2 separate regions of the Homo sapiens genome follow, and region 1 is linked to region 2. The links are chromatin contacts, found by Hi-C or POLR2A ChIA-PET in ENCODE. All regions are on one chromosome and are shown on one strand. Each heading gives the region's core, a stretch centred on a gene start or an enhancer-like site at or near the end of the contact. The rest is flanking DNA. Distances are from core to core; before and after follow the strand shown.

Evidence for each region. A loop is a pair of places that touch in the nucleus more often than their neighbours do. ChIA-PET counts read pairs that join two places held with the same protein, here RNA polymerase II (POLR2A). Pooled maps may share reads with other maps.
Region 1: a loop to region 2 is called in a pooled map, with 2.5 times the contacts of the local background. The contact joins the enhancer-like site here to the promoter of BTG1 in region 2. A Hi-C loop is called at or near these places in 1 of 37 single-sample maps with no recorded cell type and 3 of 50 pooled maps. POLR2A ChIA-PET finds 5 or more read pairs at or near these places in 2 of 52 experiments (OCI-LY7 and PC-9).

What each region holds. Positions count from the first base shown.
Region 1 is chr12:93,408,593-93,415,108 of GRCh38, forward strand. UBE2N (ubiquitin conjugating enzyme E2 N) reads right to left here. Exons shown (of 4, transcript NM_003348.4): 2 at 2,461-2,707; 3 at 2,142-2,282; 4 at 1-1,487. The coding sequence ends at 1,447. Among named protein-coding and RNA genes, the nearest start is that of UBE2N, 30 kb to the right of the region's middle. Within about 2 kb of position 2,679, at least 2 of the 41 ENCODE cell types and tissues checked have a DNase peak (open chromatin) inside an H3K27ac peak, as active enhancers do.
Region 2 is chr12:92,143,741-92,150,353 of GRCh38, forward strand. It overlaps BTG1 (BTG anti-proliferation factor 1), which reads right to left and starts at 2,106. Exons shown (of 2, transcript NM_001731.3): 1 at 1,648-2,106; 2 at 1-707. The coding sequence starts at 1,795. The coding sequence ends at 340. It overlaps BTG1-DT (BTG1 divergent transcript), which reads left to right and starts at 2,345. Exons shown (of 3, transcript NR_135036.1): 1 at 2,345-2,503; 2 at 2,922-3,022. RefSeq lists enhancers at 508-747, 768-817, 1,078-1,127, 1,087-1,623, 2,458-2,757 and a silencer at 1,548-1,867.

The DNA of each region.
Region 1 (6,516 bases), core at 1,429-3,928, 1.3 Mb after region 2:
GAATCAGGAATTAGATATGGAGAGAGGTGGGAAAGAACAGTTTTGTGAGGGGAGGAATTCGTCAATAAAGAAGAAAAATTACTGAATTCCAAATTAAAGAATAAAACGAGCTCCCACAGCAAATACTGGAGGGATGAAAGCAAGAATCATTAACTGAGGACTTGATACTCTCAAAGGGATAAACCTTTCTGATGACACACAAGCTAGATAGTTGAGATCTGCTCATCAGGTTTATAAGGAAGACTCACAAATGCCTCAGCAAATCCCAAATGATCAGATCAGTGTTTCTTAACACACATGAAAGGTTACAGATGAAATTTTCAGATAAGAACCAAGAAAAATGTCATAACCCAAATTTTAGGCAAAAATGTGGCACAACTGTGAAAGTCCTACATGTCAGTCACAACTGCTATCTTTGCTGTGACTTTCCTGTACAGTAATTTTTAAACATTGTGGCAAGACACCAATGATCATCTAATCAGACAACACAAACACATTTATTTCAAATTCCTAGAAGGTTAAAAAAAGGTCAGATACTGATGCTTTATGCATGCTCAGGGCCAGTTTATAAATACTCCATTCAGTACTATCTTAACACAAATCTGCATCAGTGAAAAGAAACTGGCAAAATCCACCTCTTGCCATTCAATTTGTCAGATGGTGAAGACCAAGAAAGAATGTTCCATCAGTTTCAATTTTAAAATACGATTGTCAAATTGGGAAAATGAAATAAACACAGTAAAATAAACTGTACAAAGGCAAAGTAGAATAACAAAAAATATTTTACTAAAACATAAGATTTACAGAAGTTTCCAGACAAGCCATACAAAATGGTCACAAGCTTTTTTTGAAGGGGGGAATCTACACTTGACAGCAATGTTATTAGTGAGGGCTGTGATGTTTGTTTAATGTTCCCATTTTGGTTCCAACAATCAAGCTTGTCCATCTACAGCGTCTAAATAAAGTTAGACTTGGCTAGAGCATATTCTAAAGACCTGGTTAGCTGCTTTTAACCAATGCAATTAGATCACCAAAAAAGGGGGAAAGGAGCCCATAAAATTAAACTACCTCCCCCCTCAAAAATAAAATAAAATAAAATAAAATAAAAACACCCACACCCCTGCAGCTAACCTGACAACTACCTTCATTCACAGTGCTTTATACTTAAACCAGGATGGGGGAAATGAATAAAAGCAGGGAGGGGCCACTGCTTTTAAACGTTTCACAACAATCCAGATGATACTTCTAGCCTCTGCTCATGCTTTATGACAGTGAATCAGGACAAGACATAGATTTGCTAATGTGCATTTAATCACCAAAGGACTGAAGATGTCTGGGCTTTTTTATTCTGTAATGTTTCTAAGACTGTGTCCATTAAATGCAAACAAAGAGGAGGAAGTCTTGGCAGAACAGGAGAAGTGATGCACACTTGATGATCGTATCAATTTAAATATTATTCATGGCATATAGCCTAGTCCATGCTCTAGCTGTAGACAGAAACAAACATACGATTATTATTTTACTTAGTTCAATATGTTACTTTCCAAACTATAAATGGCAAACAACCACTATTAATTATGGAAATGTCATGCTGTAATCTGTTAAATTCACGCCTTTTTCTATAAATTGGATCAGGGCTGAAAGATTTTGTAAATGTCCAATTACCAAAACACTACAATAAAATTAAGAAGTTCTAGAAAATTCAAGAGGATGAATCAAGTTGTCCATTTCTAGATACACAATTCTCCCCACTAATTTTCTTAAAATCTGTAGCAGAAGCTTCTTGACTCCAAATTCCGTAGCCATAAACAGCTGAATACTTTAATCAAATGGGTTACAAAAACAGTTCAAGTTTTCCAGTATTCTTTACATATAACTAGATAAATGGTATGCACTCAGTATTTGTTAAACCAGGTGTAGTTACAAGAGACTCCAAGATCTTTCAATTACAGGTTGTCTTTATATTTGGGGGGTCCCATAGCAAGCCATTTTGTTAAGACGTATTTACATACTATAAGCAGGATCTCACTTATTATACTTTTTTCTATTTCTTTTCCTTGCCAAGAGCTTTAGAAAAGTTTAAGTGGTAATACAAATTTGTAAAAGTGGAAGTGGTGTGAAGGAGAATGAATATTAGATACCTGTTTCTATGGCTTGGGCTTCGTTGGTCTTCCACTGCTCCGCTACATCATTTGCTAATGGATCATCTGGATTGGGAGCACTTAACAAGGCCTGGATCGATAGCAGAACTGTGCGGATCTGCAGTGCTGGGGACCACTTATCTATGAAGGCAACAGGCCCAGTATGATAAAGCATGAAAAAAACAGGCCCAGAACTGCTTCACTTCCCTCCCACAGACCTCTCTGATCTTTGTATAATGTTTACATTCTAAACATGGAATGCTTAAGAGAAAAAGGAGAAAGCTTAATAATAGCATATGCTGATAAAGATAACACTTACCTTTCAAAATATCTAAACATATTCTTCCCAACTTGTCTACATTAGGATGATAAATTTTGGTCATGAAACGTACTTTAGGGGCTGCCATTGGGTATTCTTCTGGAAGGAATAGTTCAAGTTTAAAAGTCCCTCCCTCAAAGGGGGAATCCTGAGGGCCAGCAATGACCACATGAAAATAACGGGCGTTGCTCTCATCTGGTTCGGCTTTGATGCCAGGAACTGGTTCTGCCAGCAAACGCTGGGTTTCCTATGACAGAAAAACAAACACATTTGTGAAACAAATGTCATTTTGCTAGACACCAAAAGTAAAATTAGAAAGTTCATCTCTTAGAACTACGCATAATAGAACAGCTCCAATCTCCCAACAGATTTAGCTTATAAAATGCAAAATTCAAAAAAATACCATTTAAATAATTACAACCAGCTGAATGAAACTGCAAGCGAATACTAATGATGTTATCATACATTTTGGCTACAAATGTCTACAAATATGTTAATAAAATTAGCTTAATAAAACTGATTTTTTACTCAAGTAAAATAAAGTAACATTAGGATTACATAAGTAAGGCAACTTGCTCTAAACTCAACCAAAACCAAGCTATTTAAAAAGTAAAATTAGCTTTTTTGGTGGTTTTTTTTGGCTTGTTTGTTTGTTTTTGAGACAAGATCTCACTTTGTCACTCACGCTGGAGTGCAGTGGCAAGATCTTGGCTCACTGCAGCCTCGACCTCCCTGGGCCCAGGTGATCCTCCCAACTCGGCCTCCTGAGTAGCTGGGATTACAGGTGTGCGCCACCACACCTAGCTAATTTTTGTATTTTTAGTAGAGACGGTATCACCCTGTTGGCCAGGCTGGTCTTGAACTCCTGGCCTCAAGTGATTTGCTCGCCTTGGCTTCCCAAAGTGCTGAGATTACAGGTATGGGCCAACACACTCGGCCAAAAATTAGTTTTTAAACCCACTGAAAACCTCCCCTCTGAAAAATGTAACGGACTAAAGAAAGGAGATAAGAAGAGGCCCAGGTACCTGAACAGGACTAAAGAAATATATTTAACAATGCTGATTACTCTAAAATTGACAATTAACTTCAGAGGAACCCTTAATACTCCCAACAATCATACCATTAGTTCTCTTTTTCATCATTCTCCCTCTCCCCTAAATAATTGTATTATTATTATTTCTCTTCTCTCTTCAAACCTCCAGCATCTCCATCCCCATCCTCACTTGTGGCTGATGTCCTGCTTCCTATTTCATGACAAGTTAGATACTTCCATCAGTTCCCACTGTAGCATTTGGACATTTCCCTGCATCTGCACCCATACACTCTGGTTTTTCTCCTGTATAGATGAAATGTCACGTACTCTTGGCTAGGGCCAATCGGTCTTGAGCACTAGATCTTACTGATCTCTGAAATGTTTGTTCTTCGGTACCATAAAGAAATAGCACTTGAACATAAATTTAATTTATTTAGTAAAGCCATTTTTACTTCCTGCAGAAAGGGTACACTCGCCAGGAGTTTTGCCACAAGAGTATACTGAACAAAGGAGACAGGGTCATTTATAACCTGACGCGTCCACCCTACTGCTGTGTCCGGTTTCCACTGGCTGGAACGGGATCTCACATTCTGTATTTGTCCTGACTGGCTAGCAACTTAGAACTTTTTAAAAGAGGTAAAGGTAGAGGGGAACAAAGGAAGGAGGAAGTAACTTGTGGAATGCTGAGAAAGGTAAAAACACTTTTAAATAAGGAAGAGGAACAGGCTATGACCTAATGCTTGCTTGGACCAGTATAAGCATGCCAGGGCAAATATTTAGGCTAAATTGTGGGAGCTAAGAACATAAAGTATATTGATTTCTTTATTATGGCTAGCAAATATTTAAGAATGTTTGCACAGGTCTTCGAATAAATTTTGCTTCTAAGAGAAGTTACTATTTATTCCTAATTAGATGGGGAGGAAAGTCTTTGAAGAGGAACCTCTACTTTGCTTGTCTCCAATTTCTCTCCTCCTCTTCTGTCTTGAACATACCCTCCAATCAAGCTGTAGTTATCGCTAACTTGTTTGTTAAGGTCACCAATGATTTCCACAAGGTTAAATCAAATGTCCAGTGCTTAATCTTTATCTTACCTAAATGCGACATCTTATCCAGCTGGTCTCCTTCCTCTTTGCAAAGCTTTATCTAACTTCCTATAAACATTCTCATGGCTCTCTTCCTCCTTGTCTGGCAGCAGCTTCCTTTAGTTTCCTTGTTGGTTTCTTCTATCTCCCAACATCGCAACACTGAAATGCACTGGGGCTCTATTCTAGGGCTTCCTCTCTGTTTATACATTTCCACAGTGATCTCATGTAATGCAATGAATTTAAATACTAAACACACTCTATAAGCTGAAGCCTCCCCTAATTCATATCTAGCCCAGACCTCTCCCCTCATCGTGCCTCTTGCCTCTATAACTACCTGCTTGATATACACTCTTGAATGTCTAATAAGCATCCCAAACTTAACATGACCTCCCTATCCCCAACCTTTGCTCCTCCCATAAAGTCTTCCCCACATCAGTTACTGGCAAACCCATCTTTCCAAATGATCCACCTTTTCCTTCATATGCCACACACATCTAGCCTGATTGGCAAATTGGTTTTTTTTATACTTCAAATTCTACTCATGATTGGACTGTTTCTCACCATTCCACTGCTACACCTCTGATCCAAGCAACCATCAGCTCTGACCTGGCATACTACAACAGCCTCCTAACCTGTTCTTCCTGCTTCTGACCTCACTACCTCCCTCGCAGGTCTATTATCCACAGACCCTTTAAAAGTCATAGTCCTGAGCCGGGTGCGGTGGCTCACGCCTGTAATCCCAGCACTTTGGGAGGCCGAGGCGGGTGGATCACCTCAGGTCAGGAGTTCGAGACCAGCCTGATCAACATGGAGAAATCCCATCTCTACTAAAAATACAAAATCAGCCGGGCATGGTGGCACGTGCCTGTAATCCCAGCTACTCGGGAGGCTGAGGCAGGAGAATCATTTGAAGCCAGGAGGCGGAGGTTGCAGTGAGCTGAGATCGTGCCATTGCACTCCAGCCTGGGTGACAGGGCGAGACTCCATCTCAAAAAAAGTCTGGGCATGGTGGCTCACACCTGTAATCCCAGCATTTTGGGAGGCCGAGGCGGGTGGATCGGCTCAGGTCAGGAGTTCGAGACCAGCCTGATCAACATGGAGAAATCCCACCTCTACTAAAAATATAAAATTAGCTAGGCATGGTGGCGCATGCCTGTAATCCCAGCTACTTGGGAGGCTGAGGCAGGAGAATCGCTTGAACCCCGGAGGTGGAGGTTGCGGTGAGCCCCGATCATGCCATTGCTCTCCAGCCTAGGCAAAAGAGCGAAGCTCCGTCTCAAAAAAAAAAAAAAAAAAAAAAAGTCATAGTCCTTGTAATGGGCCCCCAAAAGACGCTCTATATGATGCCCTCACTCCACCTACCTCTCTGACTTATCTTCAGCTGTTCTCTCTCCATCCCCTAACCTTCTCTGTTCCAGACAAAAATTAGCTTCCTTGTAGTTCTTCAACGTGCCAGGCATCCGCTCACCTCAAGGGCTTTGTACTTCCTCTTCCTCCCCAAGATATCCATATGGCTTGCTCCCTCAGCTCCTAAGATCTTCATGTTTTCTCAGTGAAGCCATCATAACTGAAATTGCAAACCCCATTCAACCCTACCCTGCACACTCCCTATCCCCACTCCCTGGCTTTATCTCCACAGCACTACTAACAAATCTCATTTCTACTTATTTTGTTCAGAATTTAAGCTCCATGAGAGGATGGATTTGAGTCTATTTTATGGACTGCTATATCCTCAGCATTTGGAACACTGCCTGGCACAATAGATATTCAATTAATATTTACTGAATTCTGAATCTATTTGATGTTATGAAAAGAGGGAAATAAACGATCAGAATTTCATCGTTAACATCATTAAGGCAGGGTTATTTTCAAGGCAGGATGTGCACATTATGGAAGGAAAACAAAAGGAGCCACTCAGGTATGGGGAAAAATAGTCTA
Region 2 (6,613 bases), core at 856-3,355:
AGAAAGATTCTTTGAAATACAGATTTTCTTTAAAAGGATTGATGTAAAAATTTAGGTATGTCTGGGAGAAACTGAAACCACCCTAGGACTTCCCTCCCTAGCAAATAAAGTGATCATTTACTTGGACTCACAGGCTATTAAAATTAATCATTGAAAGGTACTGTCCAAACTATGGCACTGTCACTTAAAATTTTTTTTTTTTTTACCATTCTATCTTGTGCCAGATCTTCACAGCTGTGACATGGTTTAAATTCCATAATCCATCCCCAAGAGGAGCCCACCCAAAGCAAAAATCAAATTTATCCATCATCATCAGATGATCCATCCACAGACTATATCTTAACCTGATACAGTCATCATATTGTAGTTTTTGGAAGGGCTCGTTCTGCCCAAGAGAAGTTCCTCCTTACAGCTGATTCGGCTGTCTACCATTTGCACGTTGGTGCTGTTTTGAGTGCTACCTCCTGCTGGTGAGGCTTCATACAGCACACAGATGGAGCCATCCTCTCCAATTCTGTAGGACACTTCATAGGGGTCAACCCAGAGTGTGAGTTCACTTGGGAGAAGCCTGAACAGCTCCTGACTGCTCAGTCCAATCCGCTGTGCTGCCTGTCCAATCAGAGGATCCATTTTATGGTTGATGCGAATACAACGGTAACCCGATCCCTTGCATGGCTTTTCTGGGAACCAGTGATGTTTATAATGTTCTATAGAAGAAAAGAAGAACAGAGAAACAACGCTTAGGATCGTTAGCTCCCACTGCGGATTCCTCCTACCCCAGGCTCCTTTGAGGAGCGAAAATGAAAACTATCAACTTTTTAAAATGTCCAGGATTGCATCCGTTGTTGTGCATGTGCGGGGATGGAAAAAGCGGGCAGGGTTTTAGAAATAACACAGTAGTACCGGACAAAACAATCTCCAGGAACCAACCGGTTGAGCCGCCAAAACAGGAATCAGGCGCGCAGCCTCGGCCAGTCGGGAAGCCACTGGCACCTATGGCCAGGCGAGAAACTGTTTACTTTCTCCACCCCACCCCAGATGCACACAATGGAGTTGATGGCTTTGGAGATGAGAAGCGCCACCGGACTGTTAACCCCGAAGGGAAGAAAAACAAGCAACCCTAAACCACGCTCTGGGCAGGGCTGTTAATTGTGCCGGTGACAAATCCGATGATTAATGGGCAGGGGCAGGAGGCGCGGGGAGACGGCACGTCCGTTCTGAGCTGGCTCCGGGGCAGCGGCGCAGCTTCCCACCCCGGGGCTGGGCCGCCGACCACGCAACGGTTGGAGGGGGCTGAGGAAAGGGGACGTCGAACCCACCCCAGCCCCACGGCTCCTTTGTCCCCAAATCCGCCGACGGTCCTCGGACCGCAGCTCCCGCCTCGGTGGGCTTAAGTTTCTTTGTTGTGCGTGTTGTCTTCTCCTCTCCGTTTTGCCAGCTGGGGGGAAGGGGGCGCCCTCCGTCCAGCCCCTAAAGCCTCGCGGGGAACCGCTGTTAGCGGCCACCCAGCGCAACCACACCGGTCCCGCGGCGGGGCCCAAGCGCGACCGGCCCCGGGGCGCTGCCGAGGTTCCCGCAGCCCCGACGGCCGGACTCTGACCCAGGGATGTGGGGCCCGCGTCCCTCCGACGCCCTCGCCCTGCTCACCTGCCAGCAGCTCCTGCAGGCTCTGGCTGAAGGTCTGCAGCTGTCGCTCGCTCGTGAGCCCCTTGGTGCGGAGAAACTTGGAGATGAAGGACACGGCGGCGGCGATCTCGCCTATCATGGTGGCGGCCCGGGTGTAGAAGGGATGCATGGGGGCGGCGTGCGGGGGCGGCCCGGGGCGGCTGGGGCTCGGCGGCGCGGCCCCGACGGCGGAGCAGCCACCCCGGGCTTCCTCACCGGGCGGAAGGCTGAGAGGAAGAGAGGGCGTGAGGGGCGGACGACTACTTTTGTCTTTCTTTCTTTAGACTAAAAAAGTTATTTTCGAGACAGGAGGCGGCAGGAGAGAGGAAGAGACGAGCGATGGCGGCCTGGTCACATCGCTCGGACCTCCCCAGCTGCCTCCGCCTCCAGCTCCGCAGCATTCGAAGATCTCAATAGCTGCATTTCCAGCTCCGAGAGGCGAAGAGATGCAAGCGCCGTGCAGCACCCTTTATAGTGCCACGAAAAGGAAGTGGCGTAGCTGGAGCGTGATGGCCGACTCCAGCCAATCCGAATATCGCACCATTGTGACGCAAGCCGGTTCGGAGCCGAAAGGGGCGGGAAAAGAGTTCAGGAGGCGGGTCCAGAGATAGGGAAGAGAGGGAGGAGCTGACGTAATCCGCTTGTAAACAAATAAACCCGGAGTGGCGGCTGGAGACCCAGTTGCTTGTGTCGAGGGAGGGAGGGAGGGAACAGAGGGTGCGCGTGTGAAAGCTCCGCCCCCAGCCCTAGCTCCTCCTTCCCGCTTCAGCAGGTCCAGGCTCTGCGCCAGTGCATCCTTCTCCAAGAGTGCGCTGCCTGGGCCCGCTTGCCCTGGAGTGTAAGTGCTGGGTAAATAAGAACCGCCTGGCGCAGGCTGTGTCTACTCTTCACGCCGCCTTCTCAGATCGGGCTGCATGTCCCCACTCCGTGTTTACATCTCGTTCCCGCTCCGGGTCTCGGTGACTGGCTCCTCAAGCCGGAGACGCGTGTGGTGCGGCGCGATGCGGGCGCCAGCGCTGTGTGTGCTGGCGGTGCGCTGCCTTAGTGCGGGGGAAAGTGGAGGGAACGGTCCTGCGGGGCGTTCTGTCCAAGAAAAAGGACTGCAGCCTCGGGGAGCCAGGGTCCCCTCGCAGACGAGCTGCCAACGCCGCGGAGCCATTTCTGTTCCACCCTAGGGGAGGAGTAGGGGGATATCTTTTAAAAGTTTAATTGCAAAATAAGTAGGTTAGTAAGGCCATTTGTGGTTGCTGTTTCAGTAACTTCAGCAGTCAACGGAGAGAAGAGTGGAAACCTTACTGGATGCGGACAGGAGAGCCAGTTACTGAAAGCAGATATAACGCGGATCCTGTAAAGAGTGGTGTGTATCCAAAAAAAAAAAATCTGTACAATGTATTTTAAAACTTGTGTGCACAAAACTGAAGATTTTCTTTTTTACCTAGTCCAAATGCCGTCCTAGCCTGAGTCCTGCTCTTTATAAAAATAAAATAAAAAGAATTTGAAGCTTGTGAAAGTATTAAGTGTAGACATTCAAGTTTATTTGAAACCCTACCAAAAAAAAAAAAAAACAACCTTAAAAACCAGTGTAACAGGAAGGCGGGAGCCTGCTAAAACGATTAGGCCTAAGACAGGGTTAACCCCAACTCCATTAAGGAGAAGGGGGAAAAGAAAAAAAGAAAGATGAAGGGAGGCAGGCAGATGGAGAAAGCAAACAGGAGGCAGAAGTTGAACTCTACCAGATGGAAATAAATATCCCGACCTTAGTTGATCATCAATATTGCAAAACACACCACTTTGAGTGTTTTTTTTTTCTTTTTAATACTGAGCTAAAGGATATAGAAATGAAGCAAAAATAATGACATTATAAAACAGGAGAAAACGTTTTATTGTTTAAAAAATATGTAAAACTCGATTTGAAAAAATAACTTCTAGATTATTTTTTCATTAGTACACATAACTAAGTAGTTACATGTGAAAAAATTAAAGAGTGGTTTTTTTTTTTCTTATAGAACTTTTCAGATAGAACTCTGCTTAAAAATAGTAATTTCACTGGAGGCATGAAACCTCTTTTACTACTCAAAAAGAAGATCGAGAAGCAAAAGTAAATTCATGAAATTACCATAACACTAGAATAACAACTCCTGGTCTCCCACCTAACCTGACCCACCCTTAGTTCCCTGCTTTCACTTACATTGTCGTTAATGTGTCACTGAGTACAAATTAGGAGTCAAGTGAAAGTTTTTCTCTTCTAAACCTGGTCTCCAACTTGGCCTCTCGGTCATGTGCTTAAATTGTCTCATCTAAAAAACAGAAATATTAAATCAACAAAATGCTAGGATTGGACTCAGACTTCCCCCAAGCCCTTGTTCTCCATACTATTTTTAACTGCCTGCACTAGCAGCAGCAGGACCCCTTCTGAAAGCCTTATAAAACCAGTTGAACAGGGTTAACAGAAAGTTTAACCCATAGACTCAGGGAGAGTTACTTCCCGCACTGAGTTTTTCAAATTATATATGTGTGTTTCCCACCTTAAATCATCCCATTAGGAGACAAACTGATTTGAGAAACTACAGTAATTTTTAACTTGGGAATCTACAGAGTACTCAGAAAAAAACTGGAAATAAACATTAGTCTTAAACGTAAGCCTTAGATGGTACATAATGTTCATTGCTAATAGTTTTCAATTCCTGACATATATATGTTTAGTCACATTTTCTGGAAGTTTAGTCAGGCCCTTCCCATCTGGGAAACAAGCAGGTATTTCTGGACAGCTTTTGAATTACAAAGGTGCTTTCTGTGTTGTTGTGCTAAGTTTACCAAGGCTCTCCCAAGTACTTTATTATTATCATGCAATTTGATAGTAATTTATGAAATTTTTTTTTTTTTTTTTTGAGATAGAGTCTCGCTCAGTCACCCAGGCTGGAGTGCAGTGGCGCGATCTTGGCTCACTGCAGCCACCGACTCCCAGGTTTAAGTGATTCTCCTGCCTCAGCCTCCCGAGTAGCTGGGATTACAGGCATGCACCACCACGCCTGGCTAAATTTTGTATTTTTAGTAGAGATGGGGTTTCACCATGTTGGCCAGGCTGGTCTCAAACTCCTGATCTCAGGTGATCCACCCGCCTCGGCCTCTCAAAGTTTAGGGATTACAGGCGTGGGCCACCACGCCTGGCCTGTCTAATTAATTTCTAAAACTTAGAACATTTCTAATCAAAGTATTAAAAATCTTAGGAATGCTGTCAAAACAAATTCAAAAAATGAACCTGGGTTTTAAAATAAGTTGACAAATAAAAGCACAAATATTAGATATTGTTTCCCCAGTTGGACCCGCCCTTTCCCTGAAGGCACATTAGGGCCAGGGCCTTCCAGACTGAGCCAGAGGCAACCTGCCTGTTGCTAGTCAGCTAGCTGCAGTCACTAAAGTTGTGCTTATTACGCACCTACTTCCAGATAGAGTGCTAGGTGTCTAGAAAACTCACAACTTAACCAATAAGTACAGAGTCAAGTGAGAGTTCTTGAGAGAGTGTTAATGGCAAATAGAGACAGGGCACTTATTTATTTGTGTGTTGCGGGGCAGAGGGAAAATAAGAAAACCCCAAAAGTGAATGATCTCAGCTAAGCCAATGAAAGTGACCCAAGATTAGTTCTCCTTGGAGGAAAGGAACGGGCTTGATCTTGGAGTATCTCAAAGGCATAAACCAAGGAGGATAAGTATTGTTGAAAAAACTGGTAGATGGAGGCAGGCATAGGGTACTTGAGAGTACTCTTGAGAGTGTTTTTAGCAGACAGATTATATGATCAGATTTATCTTTAAATAAGTTAGCTTTTCTTGTGGGCTTATGTCTTCAACTAGATACCTATGCCTCTTATTTATCTATTTTTTTGTTACCCGCAGAAAGGAGAAGACCACTTTTAGTTGCCTCCCTGCTAGCACCCTGACTTGCTCTGCTTGAATAAGAATCCAAGGACACAAGCTAAGACATTTGCACTGGGTTTAGATCTACTGCGATTCACAAAACACAAAAGAACTTTCAGTCAGAGGGTGACACATAATGATTTTAGACAAAACTCAGTTTCTTCTGGTGGAAGCTATTCAGATTGTTTGGAGAGTGGGAGGAAAAAGGAGTGAAGCATCGCTTAACAACAAAAGTAATAATGCAGGTTATTATCATTTTATCATTAACAATGCATCAGTGCTAAGTGTTTTACATGCTTTCTATCTCTCTCTTTTTATTTATTTATTTATTTATTTTTTTTTTTGAGACTCACTCTGTTGCCCAGGCTGGAGTGTGGCGGTGCGATCACAGCTCACTGCAACCTCCGCCTCCTGGGCTCAAGCTTATCTTTCCACTCAGCTTCCTGAATAGCTGGGACTTCAGGCACGTTCCACCACGCCTGGCTAATTTTTGAATTTTTTGGTAGAGACGGGGTTTCACCATGTTGCCCAGGCTGGTTTTGAACTCCTGGGCTCAAGCGATTCACTCACCTCAGCCTCCCAAAGTGCTGGAATTGCAGGCATGAGCCACCGCACCCAGCCATGCTTTCCCATTTAATTCTCTAAGAAACCCAATCGAGTGAGTATAGTTGACAGCATTTAACATATAAGAATACAGTCTTAAAGAAAATAAGTAATTTACCCAAGGTTTTACAGCCAGATTTGAACTCTCAAGTCATGGACTACAAAATTTGAGCTCTAAATACCTGGTAGGGTTTTCAAGGGAGCTCCTGATATTACCTTTCCTAAAAAGGACCTTGAGAAATAAAACCTGATAAAGTTAGAAGACCATCTGGAGATGAGTAGAGATAGTAGTAGGAAAAAAAAAATCAAAACTCAAGGCAGCTGAGGGGACATCTCATAGCTGACATAATCTGTAAGATACAGCTACATTTATTAAAAGGCCCACTGGAAAATGAAACAAGGAACATATTAAAATGTTAATCTGCCAAATAAT